2 separate regions of the Homo sapiens genome follow, and region 2 is linked to region 1. Evidence: read pairs that join two places in POLR2A ChIA-PET (ENCODE). Cell type or tissue: GM12878. All regions are shown on one strand. Links, peaks and the distances in the headings refer to the core of each region. The heading gives the core; the rest is flanking DNA. Region 1 overlaps NEDD4L (NEDD4 like E3 ubiquitin protein ligase). Region 2 overlaps NEDD4L (NEDD4 like E3 ubiquitin protein ligase).

What was found. ChIA-PET counts read pairs that join two places held together with the same protein. Peaks named below come from ENCODE experiments on the same cell type or tissue, not always from the same donor. Only the 100,000 strongest peaks of a DNase experiment are listed, where the experiment ranks them.
Region 2: POLR2A ChIA-PET joins it to region 1 with 10 read pairs; 7 of 35 experiments call an interaction of 5 or more read pairs at or near these places.

The regions. Positions count from the first base shown.
Region 1 is chr18:58,220,063-58,231,006 of GRCh38, forward strand. All of the region lies in intron 2 of NEDD4L (NEDD4 like E3 ubiquitin protein ligase), which reads left to right. Among named protein-coding and RNA genes, the nearest start is that of NEDD4L, 180 kb to the left of the region's middle. RefSeq lists enhancers at 3,275-3,868, 5,088-5,187. In GM12878, for the core only: no CTCF peak of the experiment used is centred there; a DNase peak (open chromatin) is centred at 5,209.
Region 2 is chr18:58,167,688-58,178,631 of GRCh38, forward strand. All of the region lies in intron 2 of NEDD4L (NEDD4 like E3 ubiquitin protein ligase), which reads left to right. Among named protein-coding and RNA genes, the nearest start is that of NEDD4L, 130 kb to the left of the region's middle. RefSeq lists an enhancer at 3,142-3,953. In GM12878, for the core only: no CTCF peak of the experiment used is centred there; no DNase peak of the experiment used is centred there.

The DNA of each region.
Region 1 (10,944 bases), core at 1,563-9,562:
GTGTATCCTCAACTGCTGAAGACTGAAAACTTGAGATGTTCCTCTTGTTTTAAGAATTTGACTGAAAACGGGCTGGGCACGATGGCTCATGCCTGTAATCCCAGCACTTTGGGAGGCCGAGATGGGTGGATCACTTGAGGCCAGGAGTTCCAGACCAGCCTTGGCAACATGGCAAAACCCCAAAAATACAAAAATTAGTGGAGCGTGGTGGCTCACACCTGTGGTCCCAGCTATTCAGGAGGCTGAGGCACAAGAATTGCTTAAACCCCAGAGGCAGAGACTGTAGTGAGATCGTGCCACTGCACTCCAGCCTGGGTGACAGAGTGAGACCCTATCTCAAAAAAAAAAAGACTGAGAATGGTTGGCACTGTCCCCCTGTCTCCAGGAGGGTGAATGTTTCTAGCTGAACCCTGGTGCCCACTTGCTCCTCTAAGCCTTCAGCAGTCCTCCCAGCCTCAAGGGGTGATCCGTTCATCTTCCCCCCACCTCTGGAAATCCCAGCGTTTGAACGCTGGGGGGAACTGCAAGTCTAGTTTACAGGGTTTCTCAGCTGAGATGCCAGGAACACTTCGCGAGTGAGCATGCCACCACATTTGAGTGCATATAGAAAGTTAGCTGTTTGCTACAACTGGGGACACTTCCTATTAGAGCCGCATCTGCTGGGGTGGAGGGCTGCATGGGTTGGAGAGTAGGGTGTGACTTCTTCCAGCAAGAGGAAAGAGAAGTAGCATAGTGCCCATCGCAGGCAGAGAGCACATGTTTGACTTGCTCTTGGAATTTCTGTAGAGTAAGGGTGGTCAGGTTGCCAGACTACCCCTCAAACGAGGACATGGTGCTGCTGGGTCCCAGGGTAGAGCTCTGCTGGCACCTTCAAGGCCCTGATTTACACCTAAGGGCACACAACTGGGATCTGAAAACTGGGATGCACAGTACAGACTGCAGATTTACAGGGCGGGGCTGTCTCTCATCTGACTATTGATTCTTTTGGGGGCTGTAGTTTGTATCATAGTTATTTTTGTTCCTGTTTTTTTCCCCTCTTCAAGACAATAAGCTTTTGGAGGGCCAGGAAGTTGTGTTCCCATCTGCCGAGTGTGGGGCCTCGAGGGCCAGAACCTCAGAATGTAGAAGCTGAGTTAGTTTGTGGCAGGGTGAAGGGCTGACCTCTACTGTTGGAAATGCCAAAATCTCTGATCTGGCTTTAAATAAGCAAAACAGCCCCGCCAGACATAGAGTCATCCACAAAACCTCATGACCTCTGTTATTGCCCATCCTGTGTGGAAGCCCACTGAGAACTTCACTTGAAGATGCTGCAGGAACAACTGCAGGGAACCTGGAGATAAGGCCCCGGGTGATGATGTAAGCTAATTGCTGAGCTGGGTGGAGCTACTTAACCTTATGGTAGGAGGTGGAGCTTGACGCAACCCCCTTTTCCACCAACAAGCATTTCTTTCTACCTGTCATTGAAGTGAATCATCAGTATAAGTAGCGAGCTGGGCGCATTCCTTCTCAGTTGTGTTAAAACTTGCTGGTATTCCCCCGGTATCAGCAGAGGTGTGTACGGGCACTGCTTTAAAACTGGGAAGGAGGAAGACGAGGCCAGGGAGCCGGAGGGTCACCAAGGTAGATTTCCAGCAGCGCTAGTCCAGCTGAACACTTTCCAGCCTTGTTTTTCAGCAGCTTTGAGGAAAAGTATAGGTAAGAACAAAGACACCACTGTATGTTTGCTATATGAATGCATAACATCTGTTCTTGGTGTGAGTTTGATGTTGGTTTAATACTGTTTTTATGTCAGCGGCATAGTTCTAGCATGTACCAAGATTTTCAATTTTAAATGCTTTTTGGTGTTCACAGTTAGCTATAATTGGTCAATTTTACCCTCCTTATGCATAAAAAGAATGATAGGCAAAGAATGAGCCTTGAAAAGAATTGGGATCAGAATTCTGGTCCCCTGTTCTTTGCTTCTTAACTTTCTTGACTGTTTAGAAAAATGTACAGCTTTTCTTCCAAAAACCAAAGCAATAATACTTTTATTTTTGAAAATAATGGAAAACAGAGACCGCTGAAGTTCTATGAATGAGGTTTTCTGTTTTAGAAATCACAGGTTGAGGAGGAAAGAATTGTGTTTTCCTTCCTGTTCTGTTTCGAGTCTCAGTATTTCTGACTTAGAAACCTCCTGGAGAAGAGGGAGATACCAGCTCTCCTTTGTTTCAAGTAAAATACCATCTTAGGTCATAAAATAGTTTGCTTGGAGAATAATTCATGGCTTATATCTGAATTTTTGGTTGGTAGCAACAGAAATCTTTCTCTTCCTCGGTATGAGTAATTTGGCTTACATGATTTAGACTAAATTTTATTATATTTTTTGTTTGAGAAAACAAAAGTCAAAGCCCAGAACATATTCAACTGAGTTTTTCCCTCAGGTTTTCTATCATTTTCCCACCCTTCCTACTCATACATGTGAATATGCTGAATGATTAACATGTGATTTTTGTTTCTTTACTGTCTCATTTCATGGTGATTCATAAACTGTTAGTTAACTGGTTATAGTGTATCCATATGTTGGCAAAGCTTGAAATAAATTTGAGTGCAGGCCACACCTTCGTATTAATGAGCCGGGTTACTTTCAGTAAAGTATTTCTGATGTCATTAAGTGTTAAGATGGCCGGAATTCTAAAGACAATAAAAATGTATCAACAATATGAAATATCAAAGCCTACAGTCAAATCTGAGTTATTCTTTAGTACTTATTTCATAGCTATTCTTTAATGTTTATTCTTTAATACTTATTTCACATTGAAAAGTACTTTACACATGTTTGAATGAGATATTGCCAGTGAAAGAAACAAAAGGAAGCAAATAACTCTATAAGGGAAGTGGGATTTTAAAGTATGTTTGTGCTGGCCCCAGGCTGGTGAGTGAGTTTCATTAGCAATGACCAGGAAGAGAAAGAATGCCACAGTGGTGGGTGCTGACCTTTTTTTTTTTTTTTTAAACCTTTTTTAATGTCTGTAAGGAATACAAGGTGAACTTTAATTCTTGTGGGAATCTAGTAAGATGGAAGTCAAGAAGAGAGGAAGAAATGCTTTTTATTTAGTTAAGAGGAAGTAAACATCTGTATTAGTTACAGATGTTATGCCTTAACCTTTTTCATTCCTATTGTTTTTATGAAAATTTGCCTTTTTAAGTTAAATGAAGGTTTTCTGGAGTCCTGTATTGCAACTAAATGTTGATTTAAAACGACACATTTGGGACATTTTCTTGGCACTGTGGAATATAATGAAAAGATATAAAATGAAGGCAGGTATGAAATTATATGAATTCTGCTACTTGAGTGTAGAAGTTTTATTCCAAAGTGGTTTGTTTGGTGGATGTGGTGATGGTGGGGGGCTCTATGTACTTATTAAGGCAAGTGATGGGACAGGAGCTTTTGTGGTCTTGACGGTTCTGTTGGGATGGGAGGGTTGTTTGGGATTTTTATGTTTCATTCCAGGCAATGTTTATTTTTTCAGCCTGTACTTCTTAGGGTTTTACCAAGTCAGTTTTCATGTGAAGCCATTTTCATATCGTTTCTTTCACCTTGATGGAAATCTTTTCCTTCTTATGTGCTTTGAGTTAAATATGATGTAGTGTGCTAGTAACATAGACGGGGCTTTCCTTTCTACAGGTGGGCTTGAAGTGAGCCTGCCACTCGCTCACCTTGAATCACGGAGGTTTCAGAGGCCGTTGGCCTTCAGGGCAATGGCAGAAGCACATGTTCTCTGCTGTTTTCTGAGTCTATCTTGACTGCGTTCCCAGTGGCCCAGAATTCCCCAAGGGTCACTCGACACACCCTCGTCTACAGTAAATATTTGTGCTTCCTCTGTGCCTGGCCAGGTTTTCTCAGTACCCAGGAGCACAGGTGGGCAGTGGGATGTGGGCAGGCGGTACCCAGATTCCCTCCCACAGGGGCCACAGGGAGGACTTGGGCGCTTCCTGCCAAGAGCCCCCTGCCCTTCAGACTAAGTGGAAATAGAGATCCGGGAGTCCAGTGGACTCAGTGGAGTTCCGTAGAATACATGGAAAACGCACCGCTTTCAGTGATGTAAGCTGTCTTGTTCACTTCACGATTACTCATCTGGCCTGCAGCAGGCAAGAGGATCACATGCAATTATAAACAGCCTCCTCTGACTAAGGTCAGTGACTGGAAACCCTGTCACGTTATCAGAGGTCATTTGGTCATAGATTCTTGGGCAGAAGCCATTGAGAGTCCTGGGGGTGTGATCTTTGAGCCTTTGCCAGTGCTGGGGTTTGACTCCTTTTAGCTCAATTAACTGGGTCCAGGAGTTTATTTTGGCCGAGATCTGCCATGCTGAGTTGACAGGCTTGACACTGGAAGGAAGTCTCTAACTTCATTAGAGGAAATGGCGTGGCAGGCTTTAAGGCATTTTGATATACTCCACTTTTTCTCTCTTGCCCTGTTTTGTTGAGGTTTTCAGGGCCATAACTGTACCTGAGGTTAATCAGTGAGTGATCTATCTGAAAGGAATTTGTTCTCTTTGGGCACCGTCCTGTGTGGTATTATATTTGTATAACTATTTAGCTTAACTCATTCAAAAGGCTATTTAAGTCACTTGTCCTGTTCATTACTTGAAAACAAGTTGTCTTCTCTTTATTCTTTTAGTCAGTTACCAAATATTTCCTAAGTGTCTCTTGTGCTAGACATTGAGGGGCACTCCTTCTCCCTTTCACTTGTCTGTTTTTGTTGAGCTACATTTTTTCCTTAAGTCAGATTGTTCTTTTCCTGTTACTTTTGTTTTCACTTGATTTGTTTATTTATATTTAAATATGTACTTTAACAGTCTTGAAGCATTGGTCTGAATGAGGATGGTGATCAGATTGGGAAAATGCCCCTTAATTTTGGTTTAAAAAAATTTATTTTCTTTAAATTATTTGTTTATTGATAGGGGCCACCCACTCCAGGTGAGTGGTTTCTCTGTGTGTATGGCAGAGGAATGCTCTGTGTCTGGAAAAAAAAGTCACTTAGCTTGAAATATTATGAAAGCTGAAGAGTACAAATGTCAGAGAGAAAGGGGTATTGGGGGGGAAGAGAATGAGAAGACAAGACACAGTCAGGGCCCTGTCACCCGTGTGGAACTGCAGGTCCCTGGAGAGATGATGCATTTATCCCTTTTTAGAGATATTGCCATTAAAAGTTGATCTTGAGCATGACACAGAACTGAAAGCTTTGATGACAAAGCCAGCATCTCAGTTTAGCAATAACCAGGTTAGGGAAAAAACCCCAGAAACTCAACAGTGAGATTCAGCTCAGCAATGTGGGCGGGGAACCCACTGTCCCGCCTTGGGCAGGGAGCAGCCCCAGCCGCTTCATCTGCCTGATGCTGGGTTTTATCCGCTTCACAATTAAATTTCCTTTTTGTTATGCTTGCGCACATCTATATTTGGCTTTGCTTCTTATTTTTTAAGAAAGGGGAGAAGTGTGGGCAAGGTAAAATACAGCTTGCAAGCTCCCAAATGGCAAATGCACCAGTTAGAGTCTAAGTGGCCTCCCAACCTTAAGGTGAAATTCATTTATTCAGCAAATATGTACCAAGCCCATCAGGGACCACTGCTCGAGATACCAGTGCAAATAGAAGAGGCCAAGGGCACATTATTAGGTCCGGAGCCAGTGGCCTGCACAGCCATCTGTGACCACCTACCTCTCTGCTTGCAGGGAACTTCAGCCTGGTGGAGGAGACCCATAATAGCCAAGTCAACTGATAATAGAATTAGTAGTAGTGTTGAGGGACATAAAGAAATCAGGGTAAGGCCATCACAATTACATGGGTGGATGATCTTTTATAAAACAGCACAGTTTTGTTTTCTTCTGCCATGGTATCTCCTAACATTTTCCAGTGTGTCTACTTGCAGTTAATATGGAAGTTGCGGCTGACACTAGGTTAGTGGTTAAAAGAAAACAAGAAAACCAACCTTTAGAAATCTTTAGAAACATCATTATCATAGAAAGCTATAAACTCTTATGTATAGAAGGGTAAGTGGCCATTGATCTTGGAGCAGAATGAATGGATATTTCCTGGAAAAAAATATTTCCACTCATCAAAGATACTCAAGTCTCTTCTCATCTAATCAATATTGGAAACTAGGAATATCCACGCCTATGGAATATCCTCAGAGAGAATTAATTATTCTGCCCTCTAAGAGGTATAGTAGTTTAGACTTAGAAGTAAAGGCCTGAACTTGAGGCTGCACCATTGAAGGCAAAAGTGCCCTTTATCTCCCAGCTTTGTCATTTGCCAAATGCAATTGTGTTAAATTAAGTGACCTCCAATAGCAGAGCTCTATGTTTTCTCCCCTGACCCCCAAGTCAAAATTGATTATAGTAATCCATCAAACCAGGCCTGGCAAATGATGTTTTGCAACTAAAGGATAAATACTGAGGGGGAGGGACGAATGTGAACGCATATGCAGAGCAACACAGTCATGAGACCATTCTATTACTTCCTAAATTTCTTAAAGCTTTTCTGTCTTTTCTGAGCTTCTCAAGTGAGCAGGGGCATGAGTTCCTGTGTTGTGCCTGGGGACAGGGAAGGCTTTGGGACCTACTGTGGTCTTAAGTCTGAGCAGTGCTAATAGCCTCGGCTCACCAAGTGCTGGGCACTGTGCTAGAGGGTGTACAAACCTCTCATCTCATGAGGCCTCACTGCTACAGCTGACAGAGATGACATCCAGTTGTTTTTAGTTGCACATGGCAGAGCTAGAAAACAAACCAGGGTGTGTCAGACTCCAGAGCGCATGCCCTCTGTGATGCCGCTGTGTTACCCTAGATCAAATCAACCAAGCCATCCGTTAAAAAAAAAAACCTGATCTTTGTCAAATATGCAATTGTTATATTTTTGTTAGAGTCTGCCTCTCCAGTGAACGATATTAATTTCCTTCAAGTGGCTACTCACAGATATCACAAAATCAGAAAGCTGCCTACCCTGCAGCCTGTATCTGCCTCCACGTCCCCACATCAGTCCTCCTTGCTGTGCTTCTTGTCTCTTTAGTTTTTATCATCTTCTAACACTGTGAACTTTAGTAATTTATTCTGGATTGTTTGCTACCTGTCTCCCCTTGGTAAAATGTAGGCTCCGCAGAGGTAGAGCGTTTTGTCTGTTTTCTTCACTGGCATATCTCAGGTGCCTAAAACAACCATGCCAGACATGTAGTGGTGCCAGTGACAACTTGTTGAATGAAGAAATGGGAGAAAAAAGCAGACCCCGGAGACTTAGGAGGGTCTGTGTGAGGGAGTCTCCAGGCAGTCTTCCTGGGGGTGTCCTGAAGGACCTCCTGATCGTGATTTTGGTCAGTGTGGAGGCTGTGGTTTCTTCTGAGCTGTCAGTATTTGGAGGTGAGTTGTCTGCAGGTCACCTCATCCCACCTTTACACATTAGTAAAATGGAATTCGCTGGGTGATTCTTAGGACTGTGCGGTCAGTCGAATTACCAGACGTCCCTGCATGCTCTGTCTAAGGGCTGGAGTCTGCTTTCCTTGCTTCTCTTCTAGAAAGAGGTCTGTCCACAAGGGATTAGCCTCGCGAAGTTCCTACTGTTGTTCATTGACCCAGTGAGTGTTTTACCCACTGTGGGTTTTTCCTACCTAATTGCCCCTCTGGTTTTCAGTGTTCAACATGCTGCAGTTACGTGTTCTGCTGTGGTTTTACTTAGCTTAATCCTTTATTAATTGCCTCTTGTTCAAACTCCCTAAGAGCAGATTATCCTTCTCTTTCAGCTTCTGCTCCATTGCTGTTGAACTTTTTTTTGGTCGTGACATCAGAAAAATAACCAAGTGTGAGTCTGATAATAGCAAGTAAGGCTATTTTATTTCTATCCAATTTACCCCAAATTTGAGCAGTATTACACCTTAAAATAATAGAGCTGGCTCTTGCCCAGCATGTGAAAAGTGTATGCTTCACGATGGACAGATATTTTCCAGTATCTACTTACCATAAATCTCAAGATTTACCCTACCCCACTCCAGCCATTACCCCCATGTCCCATTTGCCTAACCTACCCTAGGGCCATCTCAGTGCCCTGTAAAGCAACCTTTGTTGCAGACCCACTGTGTGACTGGAATGTGATGCACACAAGTGACCAAGGCATGGCCCTGTTCGCAAGGAGCTTCCAGACCAATAGCAGAAATGGACACATAAGTAAACAACTGCGCTACTGATAGGCTTCTGCCAACAGGAGTGGAGCTTGAGGGCCAGGAAGCCTTCCCAGAGGCACTGGAGCTTGTTTTAACGTTACGTGCATGCCAGGTGGGGGGCAGGACATTTCTAGCAGAGGAGAAAGCATGCTGTGCTCTGAGAACTAAAAGTCATAGTCACTCCACTTGGTGACATGTATAAGGCACATGGAATAGGGCCAGAGCTGGGCAGACCGTGTATGCCACAATAGTTCGTTGTAGGTTACAAAGAACCAGTGCAGAGTGGGTGAGGCATAGGCTATTTGATTAATAATTTGGCTGCATTGACAAGATACGGAAAAGGCGAGGTTGGGACTTTCCGTGAATTTTCTCCTCAAGGTGCTTAATCAGTGAGGTTGGGATGGCCGGAGGGGGCCCTCATTTGCTTGCCTGGTGCTCAAGCCTGAGGTCCTGGCCTTTAATAGTCAGGGAGGTCTGTGTGGAGGCAGGGTGTGAGCCCCCTCCAAGGAAAGCTGCAGTGTGAAAAGAGGCCCAGGATGAGCGTTGGGGAGTATCCACATACAACTTGATATTCCTAAAGTCTCAGTTCTTTATGGGAAAGCCCATGCACTCTTCCACACTTGGAATTCTTTGCAAAGTGAGTGGTATTTGAGCTTCTTTAGAGTCTTGCTACTCCCACCAGCTGTACTGGCATCACCAGGGAGCTTGTTAGAAATGCAGATTCTCGAGGCGCGGCTCACAACTACCCAATCAGACTACATTTTAACCAGATCCCAGGCAATCCCTGTGCACGTGAAGTGCTAGAACACTGCTCTGCGGTAAAACGACTTTGCTAACCATGGAAGAGGGTGATTTTTTTCCCTTTTCCTTTGGTGTTTTTTATAGGACCTATTTACCTTTTAGAACTTTTTCAGAATTATGGACTGCAGAATATATACAGTGTCAATGTCATTAGCAATTCATTAGTGATATTTGGCTAGAATACATAGTTGTTTCCACACAAATGCCATTTCTTACATTGAGATGGCACATGTCTGGTTAGGACTTGGGCTCATTTGTAAGGAGCCACGCTGCAGGTAGGCATGCTCCCGGGACATTAGTTGCTCAGGTTTCAAACTGCTGCCCCAGCATAGCAGATGGCACGGTAACAAAGTCCCTGTGCACTCTCACATTGCCTGCGGTGATCTATCACACATTTTGTCCCCTAATAACCTAGCTGGGGGGGAGCTCATGTCTCTGTTTGTGCTAATGCTCGCTGTATCCCCAAGTGGCAGTACTTAATATAATTGTCATTGCTCTTTAATATTATCTCATTCCACGTCAGCTGCACAAAAATTTGAGGTTAATCACAATGAATGTTTTCTCAATCCTTGTTATTGAGAGCTGTTTAATAGTTTATTTTGTATGTGAAGATTCATATCTAGATTGAGGCTTATACAACTTCATTTAAAGACAGCTTTTTCGGCTGGGCGCGGTGGCTCATGCCTGTAAGCCCAACACTTTGGGAGGCCGAGGCGGGCGGATCGTGAGGTCAGGAGATCAAGACTATCCTGGCCAATATGGTGAAACCCCGTCTCTACTAAAAATACAAAAATTAGCTGGGCGTGGTGGCGGGCACCTGTAGTCCCAGCTACTCGGAGGCTGAGGCAAGAGAATCCCTTGAACCCAGGAGGCGGAGGTTGCAGTGAGCCGAGATCGTGCCACTGCATTCCAGCCTGGGCGACAGAGTGAGACTCTGTCTCAAAAAAACAAAACAAACAAACAAAAAAGGAAAGCTTTTTCAGGTTGGAAAAATATCAACAGCAGACATGAAAAAGCATGAAAAATGACGCTAAGAATGTAAGCAACTGGAAACAAAAATTATAATGGTGCATAGTGAGCTGAAGATCTATATTTAAATGTGAACTCCCCTTTCAGTTTATAAGTGATTACTAACAGCCTCATCAGGTTTCTGGAATTAAATGTTTTATTATTTCCTCCCAAAGTTAGTCCTCAAACATTAGTATTTCTTGTGTTCTTTTGATTTGAATATTTGTTTTTAACACACAAGGATATCAACTCTATAAGTCAGTTAATATGTTCATGCTTTTAGTTAATCGAAAGTGGCTTATGATTTCAGTTTTTGGTATCAGGTGATGTTGCGGAAGTGAGGTTCACTGTGAAGCTTCTTCTTTTTTTTTTTTTAATCATTTTGTTGTTTCTTTGAGTGTATGTGAGCTTATAACTCAAGACACTATGTGAAATGACCCTGTGTTTCCTACATTATAGAAAAGAGGAAAATGAAGCAAGTTCAAGAAAATTAGATTTATGTGGAAAATAAATTCTGCATCTAGTTATTCATTATCAGGTATGAGATTACAGGCATGAGCCACTGTGCCTGGTGACCTCATTTGAACTCGATTACCTCTGTGAAGACCCTGTTTCCGAAGAAGGTCAACATTCTGAGGTGCCATTGTCAGGTATGAGGTAAACACACTGAGAATACCACATTTTGGCAACTCAGACAAGACTATTTTCCAAACATGTAACCCTGGGAAGAAGGTAACCTATCATAGTGTGTGTTAAGAAGTCAAGCAACCAAGAAATGTTAATTGAAGGCCCGTTTTGTACAAGGTTGCATGGAAAAGACACACTAGCGTAAGACATGGACAGTGGCCCTGAGTGACGTGCAGCCGGTTTAGGCGAATTAAGATTTACATACTTGAAAAGGGACAAACAAGTCTGGACGTGGTGACTCATACCTGTAATTCCAACACTGTG
Region 2 (10,944 bases), core at 1,649-9,648, 52 kb before region 1:
TACTACTTAACATATAGAGCATCAAGGGAAAAAAAAACAAAAATTATCTTTTAAAAATGTAAACATTTGCATGCCAACCGGTAGTGGATTGTGCCCTTAGGTTAAAAATATGTATTCTCACTCTTTCCAATGAAATCTGTAGTGCTGAAGGAGCAAGTTGGATTTAGAAAATTTTGGTGATTTCTTTTTAAGCTTGATTGGGTTTTTATTTTGTTTTATCCAAACCCTCCCATTAAAAAAAAAAATTGATTCACATTGTATTTCTAAGCCAGTTAAGTAGATTTAAGGTTGAATTTGTAGTGGAATTAGGCTCCAAATCTTAGAAGAGCAAATTCGTACCTTGAATTTTTACTGTTTAGATAATAACAGGCAGGGTCATTTCTAAGGGACATGGTGGAAAGGAATATTCGTGATATTAATTAGAAAGATAAATCGTATTGTGGCCAAGTGGACCAAGTGCCAGAAAATGCATCAGAAACTCTGAATCCTGCTTCTGGTCTTCATTTTCCTAGATTGATAAGTAGGCGCACACATTCCTGCTTTCCTCCCTCCTCTGAAGTGCTGTAGTTCTTCAGGGACACATTTGCCAGTGGGTCTGAGATGCAAGTGTGAGGTGGCAGTGTGGGTTAATGCCATCTTGGTGTCTCACTCTGGAGTGGCACTGCTTATTGCCTTAAAATTTTGCCAGATGACCTGCATTCTCCCTCCATGCTATCTTGGGCAAATCCCTTAAAACCACTCATGCCACTGTGTATTAGTGTACAACAAGGATAACAGTTTCTTTGTAACTGGCATGTGGGGAAGAACCGCAAAGTGACTTCTGTCGGCAGCAGCTCTGTCGTGTTTTAAGGTAGTAGTCACCGGGCAGAGGTTTGGTAGTGTCCTCTCTGGCAGCCACCGTCTCCTTCAGAGCCCTGGGCCACTGACATGCCTTTTCTCCAAGTCTCTTCCCTGAGTATTCCCCGCACCTCTGTGCCTGATCAGACACCTCATTCTCCCTTGGCAGCAAGAAGGCCGGGTAGGCATTGGAGCCCTTGCTGTAGACAGGATAATGGGTGAAAGAGGAAGAACATTTTCATGAGAGGCATTTCAGAGCCTTTAAAGTGGTAGAAATCCTGTAGACAATGATGTTTTTAAAATCAGGGATTTGCATCTCTGGGACTCCAACTCCTTTGTTTCCAAGGGAGGTTCCCTGGGCCACTTGGCCTGAGGTTGGGAAGGGGTCGGTGGTTGCGGGGCAGAATGTGATGCTTGGGGATGCAGGATGGTCAGGGGCGGGTGACGGTGGGAGGAGTGGAGCACGTCATCTCTCCTTGCCCTTCCGAGGTGGTGATGGAAGCTGCCTACAGCTCCAGCTCAGAGGCCGGGGGTTTCTGGGGCCCTTGGTGTGGGGCCTCTCTCCTAGCTGGAGGTGGCCCCTTCCCCCTTGAGAGGCCTGTGCCTGAAATGCCCTTGTCCTTTTCGGCCGTCTCGGCCCCAGTCCAGTACTTAGGATCCAAGATCATTTTCAGCTCCTTCCAGCCAAGTCTCACTTTATTAAAGGAGCTTTGTTTGGAGCAGATTGGATAACCGAGCCGCGACTCCACTTGAACATCTGAGCAGTTGGCCCGCGTGGGAAACAGCAATGGCAGAGAAAGATGCTTCCCTTTGGATCATACCTTGAGGACAAAAAAGGGCAGTCATATAATCTGTCATCTAAACTGGGACGCTTTTGTCTGGAATGAATGCGACATTGAATGGGACGTCCGGACATAAGATGTAAATTGAGACTGCAGTCACCCTAGGTCAGAGACATCCAGCCTTTATTATCCATATCATGGGGAAAAAAAAATGGAATGTGATTTTTTTTCCCCAAAACAGCTTAAAAAAAATGCTAAGTAAAAGAAAAAAATAAAAAGCACCTTTTAAAAAAGCAGGCCTCACATAAAATGCCACTAAGACATCAAAAGAGAAGTAAAACCCTGCTCAAAACGCCCACGTGGGGCGGCCACAGCTCACCCTTGTGTGCCTGTGTCCCGTTTCTGCTGTCCCCTTTCCCAAGGACGTACTCTGCCCTAACCTCACCCTGATCTGGTGACTCCTCCAGTGGCCCATCCTATGTTCACCAGCTGGGTCCTCATCTCCTCCGCCACACAGGCTGCTGCTCTGTCCCCCAGCAGACCTCTCCCTGTCTCTGGGGTGCCCATGACCCCTGGGAAGTGCTGTGCATAGTTCTGTGAGTGAGGTTGACTTGTTGTTTTATGCTTAGAATTGTTTCTTTCTCCTGAAATTAGATTTTTCTCCTCTGATGACTAGGATTCTATTTTATTTATTTATTTTTATTTTCCACGACCTATTATAGCACATAGCACCTAACAGGTCCTCAGGAAGTATTTACCAACAGATTGCATGAAGTGAGCCCGTTCTTCCTCCCTCTCTCCTTCCCTCCCTTTCCCACCCCTTCACTGGAAACTCACAGTCACTAAATATGCCATGAAGTTGCTGCCTTTTGCCTTTGCCTGTGTTTTCCCCTCTGCCTGGCATCTGCTCACATCCTTTCTGGCAGCTGCCCTCTCATCTGTCAGGGCCCAGTTTGGGTGGCAACACTCCTGCTGAGGCCCCTGCCCGCCTCATCACCCCAGCCCAAGAGGACAGAACACTGCTGCCCGCCTCATCACCCCAGCCCAAGAGGACAGAACACTGCTGCCCGCCTCATCACCCCAGCCCAAGAGGACAGAACACTGCTGCCCGCCTCATCACCCCAGCCCAAGAGGACAGAACACTGCTGCCCGCCTCATCACCCCAGCCCAAGAGGACAGAACACTGCTGCCCGCCTCATCACCCCAGCCCAAGAGGACAGAACACTGCTGCCCACCTCATCACCCCAGCCCAAGAGGACAGAACACTGCTGCCCGCCTCATCACCCCAGCCCAAGAGGACAGAACACTGCTGCCCGCCTCATCACCCCAGCCCAAGAGGACAGAACACTGCTGCCCGCCTCATCACCCCAGCCCAAGGGGACAGAACACTGCTGCCCGCCTCATCACCCCAGCCCAAGGGGACAGAACACTGCTGCCCGCCTCATCACCCCAGCCCAAGAGGACAGAACACTGCTGCCCGCCTCATCACCCCAGCCCAAGAGGACAGAACACTGCTGCCCGCCTCATCACCCCAGCCCAAGAGGACAGAACACTGCTGCCCGCCTCATCACCCCAGCCCAAGAGGACAGAACACTGCTGCCCGCCTCATCACCCCAGCCCAAGAGGACAGAACACTGCTGCCCGCCTCATCACCCCAGCCCAAGAGGACAGAACACTGCTGCCCGCCTCATCACCCCAGCCCAAGAGGACAGAACACTGCTGCCCGCCTCATCACCCCAGCCCAAGGGGACAGAACACTGCTGCCCGCCTCATCACCCCAGCCCAAGAGGACAGAACACTGCTGCCCGCCTCATCACCCCAGCCCAAGAGGACAGAACACTGCTGCCCGCCTCATCACCCCAGCCCAAGAGGACAGAACACTGCTGCCCGCCTCATCACCCCAGCCCAAGAGGACAGAACACTGCTGCCCGCCTCATCACCCCAGCCCAAGGGGACAGAACACTGCTGCCCGCCTCATCACCCCAGCCCAAGAGGACAGAACACTGCTGCCCGCCTCATCACCCCAGCCCAAGAGGACAGAACACTGCTGCCCGCCTCATCACCCCAGCCCAAGGGGACAGGACACTGCTGCCCGCCTCATCACCCCAGCCCAAGAGGACAGAACACTGCTGCCCACCTCATCACCCCAGCCCAAGGGGACAGAACACTGCTGCTCCTGGGGCTGTAGTGGGTGTACAAGTTCCCTCCTCCTACGGCCCCTTGTCTTAGCGGACTTGGGAGGCTCAGAGGCTCCAGCCCTGTCTTATTGGTGTTTGCAGGTCCAGAAATCTTGGCACATGACAGTTGCCTGGTAAACTGCCTTGAATTCATTGAGTGGAACACAATATGGTGTGCTGTGGCACCTGATGGCCAGCCTGGAGGAAGGGGTACTTTTTTCTCATTGTCATGGAGGTCCCATTGGCTCTTCAAGCATCTCTCCCAAGCATCTAGGAGAGGTGCTTATTTCTCATTCTCACAAAGGCTCTTTGTGGACCAGCACAGGAGGCCTGCCTAGGGCTTGGATGAAAAATGAGCATAGAGAGAAGAGGTTAAGGGAAGCAAGCTCAAGAGTGGGCTCAGAGAAAAGAATCTGGGGGAGTCAATGAGATGGCAGGCAAGGAACAGTCTCCATTTGATGCTGATGTTTGTGCAGAATGACTACTTTATACCGTACAGAAGGAGCACACTCTCTTCTTGTGGTAGGTCCCAGAAACTTCTACTTGGGGGTACATGAGGCCCAGCTGGGATTGGGCACAGAAGGTCATGGCTCTGCACCTGACCCTCACCTTAGGGGTCAGGAGAGAGCCAAGGACACGAGTGATGGGTTAGGGAGGACTCAGGCACCATGGAATACTGTGGCCATCCTTCCATAGAGGAGAGGTACAGGTGGCAAGGCAGGCACCAGGCAGCCGCCGACAGGGTCAGGAACCAAGGCAGGTCCAGGAAACAGAGGCCAAAACAGCAGCAGGAACCTCAGGCTTAGCAGACCACTGACTCTTCTGGAAGTCTTTTAGACGCTCTGTGGTGGGGCAGGGACAAGTCCTTGGTGTTTGGCCATGGTGAAGTGTGCAGTTAGGGTAGGTGAGTCGTGCTTTCTTAACACGGGGGTAAGGAAGGAGGGTAGAGTTTCAGCAGCTCCTGTTTCTTGAGCACTTGCTATGTGCCAGATGTGGTTTGAACTGTTTACATGGGAGCTCGTTGGGTCCTCCCAGCAAAGTCCTATGTAGCAGGCACTGTTGTTCTTTTTGCAGATAAAGAAACTGAGGCAAGAAAGGTTTAGTAAGTTGTAGAGCTAGGTATTGAACCAGGGCCTAACCTCTTAACAGAAGTTAGTTAGAGGCTGTTACTTGAGTGCTCACAGGTTGGCTGGCAATGTGTTTGGAACCCAATGTAATGTCATTAGATTCTGCCTAAATCTTGTGAAGAGGGGATTTCCATTTGATAGGTAAGAAAATTGAGAAGTTATCATCAGCCCGAGATCAAACAAGGGTATAGGGAGTGGTGGGACCTATTAAGTTCAGATTTATGTGACTTCTGATGCTATGCTCAGTGATAGATCTCTTCTTGAGGATAAAAGTTTGAGAATTAGGGTTCCTCGAAAACCCTGAGATTTCTTTTTTTGAGGGGTACCTTTTTGTGTTAGCAGATTTAAAGAGCTGGCCATTGTATTTGATGGTAGCTGAGTAAGCCTTTTGAATTGGAGTATCATCAACTATTACTAGATTTAGAATAGGTATATTTTGCTAAGTAAGATCTTAAAGTTTTTCCTTTAAACTTAGGATAGCTGTTCAAATTTCAAACTCTTCTTTTTTCAGTAAGCTGGAGACATTTAACCTTTTGTCATAGGCTTAAAGCAGTCATTAAACAGGGTCATTTCAATGCAACTTTTTAAACCTAACTCCCCTCCCTTTTTCTCTTTAATTATGATCAGTGGCTTCATTTGAGCTTACCTAGGATGCATTTGAGACTATAAAGCTGCTTTCTTAAAACTTAGCAATGTTGGCTGAGACAAACCAACTGTAGAATCTCATGCTTTCATAAAGAAGGTTGCAAGACATTCATTCACAGTTGCTCCTTTATTGTGTGTGATGAGCCATTGGCATCAAACCTGCTTGGGTTGCTATCAGTTTTTCTTTTGAGAGCTGGTGACTTGCAATTTAAAACACACATGGGCTCAAGGGTATTGGAGGGACATGGCAGAAAGTCCTTCTGCTGCCTAGTGATTGAGAGTGATGGGGTCCTAACTCTGTGTGAGGATAGCTCTTTGACACAGCTCACCTCAGTCCCCTTTACCTAGGTTTAAGTTGTTAGCATTTTGCTGTATTTGCTCCATCTCTTTTTTTCCCTGAAGTATTCAGAAGTGAATTACAGACATCATGACGTTTAGTTCCTAAATACTTCAGCCCAAACCTCTAAAAAACAAGAACATATTTCTATATAACTGTAGTACTGTTCTCACAAAATTAAGACTAATTGCCTAATGGACTCTATTACCTGATCCATTATCTGAACTTCCCCAGCTGACCTTAAAATGCCTTTTACAGCTGGACTGTTTAAACCAGGATTCAATTGAGAATTCTGTATTGCATTTAATCGGTGGGTCTATTAAGACTCTCTTAACCTAGAATAGTGATAAAAGCTTTTTACTCTTGGTCTCTTTGCAAACTGGGGACCCCCAGCCAGCAACACCCCACCTGGGTCTCACTCTACCATGCTGGGGTGCCCTAGCTCACCTGTGTTATAGCTTGTACCTGTGTTCAGTGGTTCCCGAGTTCTTGCATGGCACCCAAGAAGAATGAGGATATGCTGGACATTGAGGGTGAGGAGGGCAGAGTAGAATTTTACTGAGCAATGGAATAGCTCTCGGTGGAGAGGGGCTGCAGTCAGGTGCTTCTCTCCTTCCCGTGTGGCTGGGCCCAGGGCTTTTTATGGGCTCAGAATAGGGGAGGGGCAGGCTGCAGGTAGTATTGGAAAAGGCAACATTTGATTCATTAAAAGGCATTGTTCAGAAAGAATCAATCAGGAAAGGGTGGGCAGACAGGAACAGAAGTTCTCGCTCTGGTTCGTGGGTTTCATCCGGGACCAGCAGTCCAGTCTTTCAGCCTTCAGGCTGTTTTTGGCTCGAAGGTGGGGTTTCACCGGGGACCCGCCCCTATCTGCCCAGGCGTTTGGCTGCTTCCTATCACTATCAATAGTCCCTCCCCTTCAATGACTTGTAGGAAGGTTGTTTCGCTTACCACATTCCATCGTGTCCTGGTGGCATCATCAATGAATGAACATGTTCTTTTCCCCATGTTTCTTGTACGTACTGTGTATTAGAAGTTGGACTAAAGGCTTGATCAAATTTGAGGCAGGAATGGGTGAGGCTACGTGCGACTGGAGGGACACAATGACTGGTTCTGTCATAATCAGTGATTGAAATTGATCCCTGGGTAAATGTGGGGGCAGTCTCATCCCTCCACTATCAAAAATTAACATTTTTTTTCCCCAGGTGACCAGCAAGTAACGAGGGGAGGGGCTGTTTTGGTACTGTATACCTGCAAATTTTAAATATTGATTTACTTTACTTCCAAAGGATTGGAAATTTTGTTTTTTTCTTTCTTTGCCCTTCTTTGAAAACATTGTACAAAGTAAATCTCCTTATTTTACTAATGGAGAAGCTTCTGAAAGAGGCTGAACATACATTGAAGTACCTTTGCTCAGCTGTAAGCCCTTCTGGATCAGAGGTCAGACCAAAGTTTGCAGACAGTTGGTCCCTGTGGACCAGACTGAATCCACACATGAGTTTATTTGGCCTGTGGAGCACTGAAACAAAAAAATGCAAATCCTGAGCCAACGTTTGGGAGATCCCATATTATAATACAAATCGAGATTTCCAGGTTTCTGGAAGGTCTTGGCAATCTAGCCACACTGGGCCTGCATCTGTGCAAGGCTGCATGGCTAGAGGTGTGTGCTGGGCACACCCATTAGGTGGGACTGCGCCTTTCTGGCCACTAGGGACCGTACACCTCCTGTTGTTTTCATGGGGGCTGGTTTCCCTTGCTGACACGTGGCCATGAGGTCCCTCGAGGTACAGGCCGGCATTTGGACTTGTCCTCTGCACTGTTTCTTTGTTAGCATTTAGAACTGACTTCTCCTCTTCCTCCCCCATTGAGGAGCAGCACCTTACTCTGTGCAGAGTCTGTCTGTGATCTGCAGGCTCTTTGCAGAGCTACATTTCTCTCTGGAGGCCTTGCTGAGCAGCCTCCGCTGTCTAGGGCATTGCTGAGAATCACAACATCAACACTAATGGCCCTTGGGCCAAAAAGTGTTTGTCTTAAAATCCCTGCACCAAATAGCTTGTGCAATTACTCCTGTGAGAGCCCCAGAGGATCTAACTCTTAGGCTGTTTGTTCTAGCTGTATTCCTTCCCACCCCCCAAACCGAAATGACATTAAAGGATAGTAACTCCCTCCCGCAAATATAGATAAAAACCTCTTTACTCCCTAACAACCACACAACTATTTACATTTTTGTGTTTACCTCCTAGTCTTTAAGTATATGAATGCATGCAACGTCCTTTAAAAATATGTCAATCCTAGCCTCCACACCACCCAGCCGACCAGGTTTCCCAGAGGGAAGCATTGGAAATGGCAGATGGGTAAATGCACAGAGCTGGCAAATCTCCATCCTGCGGGAGGCTTGCTGTGCAATATAGCCATCGCCACAATAATGGATCTTCCTAATGATCCGGAATCACTGAGCAAAGACTGTGCCATGTTCAGTATACACTAAGTGAGCATGCAGGGAATATATGATCAGTTTACAAACATTTCCACATAAGCTTTTTTCTCTCTCCCACTCCAGTTTTGGTAAATAAAAGAGCAAACTAGACTGCTTTCTTTCTCTCTCTCACTCTCCCCCTGTCTCCCTCCCTCTTCCTCTCTGTCCCTGTCCCTCTCTCCTGCCTCCCTCATTCACTCTGTCGTCCTCTCTCTCTCCTCCTCCTCCTTCCTTCCTTGCTTCATTTCCCCCCTCATCTCTTTCTTCCTCACCCTTTTTAAAAAGAGACAGGAGTCTTGCTCTGTTGCACAGGTTAGAGTGCAGGGGTGCAATCATAGCTCACTGTAACCTCAAACTCCTGAGCTCAAGCAGTCCTCCTGCCTCAGCCTCCCCAGTAGCTGGGAGTACAGGCACACTACCATGCCCAGCTAATTTTTAAAAATTTTTATAGAGGTGTTGTCTTGCTGTGTTGCCCAGGTGGGTCTCAAACTCCTGACCTCAAGTGACCCTCCCGCCTTGGCCTCTCAAAGTGCTGGAATTACAGGTGCAAACCACTGTGTCCAGCCAGACAGGTCACTTTTCTGTACCATTCCCTGATGTTGTGAGATTAGTGAGAGTCCCTACTGTGGAACCTTGTTCACGTTGCCCTGACTCCTGATGCATGGATATTTGCTGTTACCAAAGACACCTCTGCTTTACCAAATGTTTTGACAGAGTGGAAGGAAAACTACAAGACTTCTTGCCCTCGTTTTCTTCAGTCTAGAATGATGCTGGGGTCACTGAGTCTGTAGGGCAGAGAATCTGATGTGTTTTTTAGGAAGCGGAAGGTGTCTGACACATAGATGTTTGACAAATTTTGTTAATCTGGTCAGAGTGCAGCCTAGAAAATTAAATTAAAAAGCTGCTGAGGAGTGCTGGGGTCGCATTTTGACATAGATACAAAGGCACCAATAGGGCCAAAAGTATGAGGCCAGTCCTAGGGCTGGTGAAGTTTGGATCCCCTGCCTGACATTGTGTCCTGAGCCCCTGGCCCCTTCCTGCACCTCTCCCTGAGCCGCCGGCCCCTCCTCATTCCTTCCTCTCCTTTATCTTCCGCTGTCTTTGCCTGTGCCCCCACGCCCGTGCCCTGAATCTGGAGTCTTTGTCTTAGTGCATTCTGTTTGTCTCACTGTCTTCCTCTGTTTTCCTTTTCTTGCGGGGAGGAAGGGTAGAAAGAGTGTAAGAAGCTCAAGTATGAGGAAGGGAAGGTTGCCAACTTGAGATGAGTCAGAAATGAAAGCAGTTCTGAATGTGTAAGACAATGAGGAAAATATTTATTTAACAAAAATTGAACTACCAACCAAGCCTTCAGGAACACAGCCAGAAGGTGCTGTGTAGGGAGAGGTGTGCATTAGGATGCTGGAGCGTGGCTGCCGGCGTCCCCACCCCAGGAGGAAGGGACTCGTTTCTCTGAACCTTTTTAATGGTTCTCCCCATTGTAGACAGGACTGGCTCTCCACCCCATCCTCAGTGGGTGCAGCTTTGGGGAGGCCGTGAGGCTGGTGATCTTGGGGCCTCCTATGCATCTGTGTTATTGAAGGTAACAATGTCCCTTCTACCCAAAAGTCATGCTTTTAAAAACGCACAATCTTGAATCCATTTGGGAAACATCTTTGGAACTCCAGAATGTTGTCTTTCTCAGATATGTATTGCCAATGTTGTATTACTTCATTTGCTAAGAAACATTGTCATCGACTTTATAAAATTATTGAATAATTCTATTTGGGGGAGAAGCCTGGAAGCTAAGATTTTAAAGGTTATTTATAAGTTAAGTGAACTGGCAAATTCTTAAATGGTAAATAAAACCTTTCCTACATGCTATAGGTAGTTATCTAAATCAGGGCCTAACAAGCTTTTTTATTTATTTTCCTGTAAAAAGCCAGATACTAAGTAGTTGAGGCTTTGCAGGACTGATGGTCTCTGACATAGCACTAAAGCAGCCTTGGGCAATACATAAACAAAGGGGCATGTGTGTGAGCTGATGGTCCACGGGCTGCAGTCTGCCAACCTCTGATGTTATAAGCCATTGATTTTCTACAACATATATATTTAGAACTGGGAGTGTCAGTGTTATTTTGTCATGGTTTCCAGATTAAACTCTTTCATATTGCTGCTGGTCGGTCAATGACAGACTAATTCTGCTAGCATTGACTTTCTGGGCCAGGGAATGGGGTTCCTAGATAGTGCAGTAGCTTTTTATTTATTTTCTTTTCCATTCAAGGGTAACATGCTTAAAATACAGCGTATGAAGCTTTTGGATATCCACTGTAAATTTTAAGGTCTAAAAATGAATGCAATTGTGAAATGTTTTTGCCTTAGAGAAAACGCTCTCACTGCTTTGTGTTAATAAATGCATGAAAAATAATGATGAATTAAATGCATACAAACAGATGCAGACATAATTTAGATGAGTGTATTGCAATTAAAATATTGCCCACTTTCGCTACGGAATATTCGTTGGACTTATGACCTTAGTGTAAGTAATGTTTAATAAGGAATCTGCAATGTGTAACTCCTCCGTAAA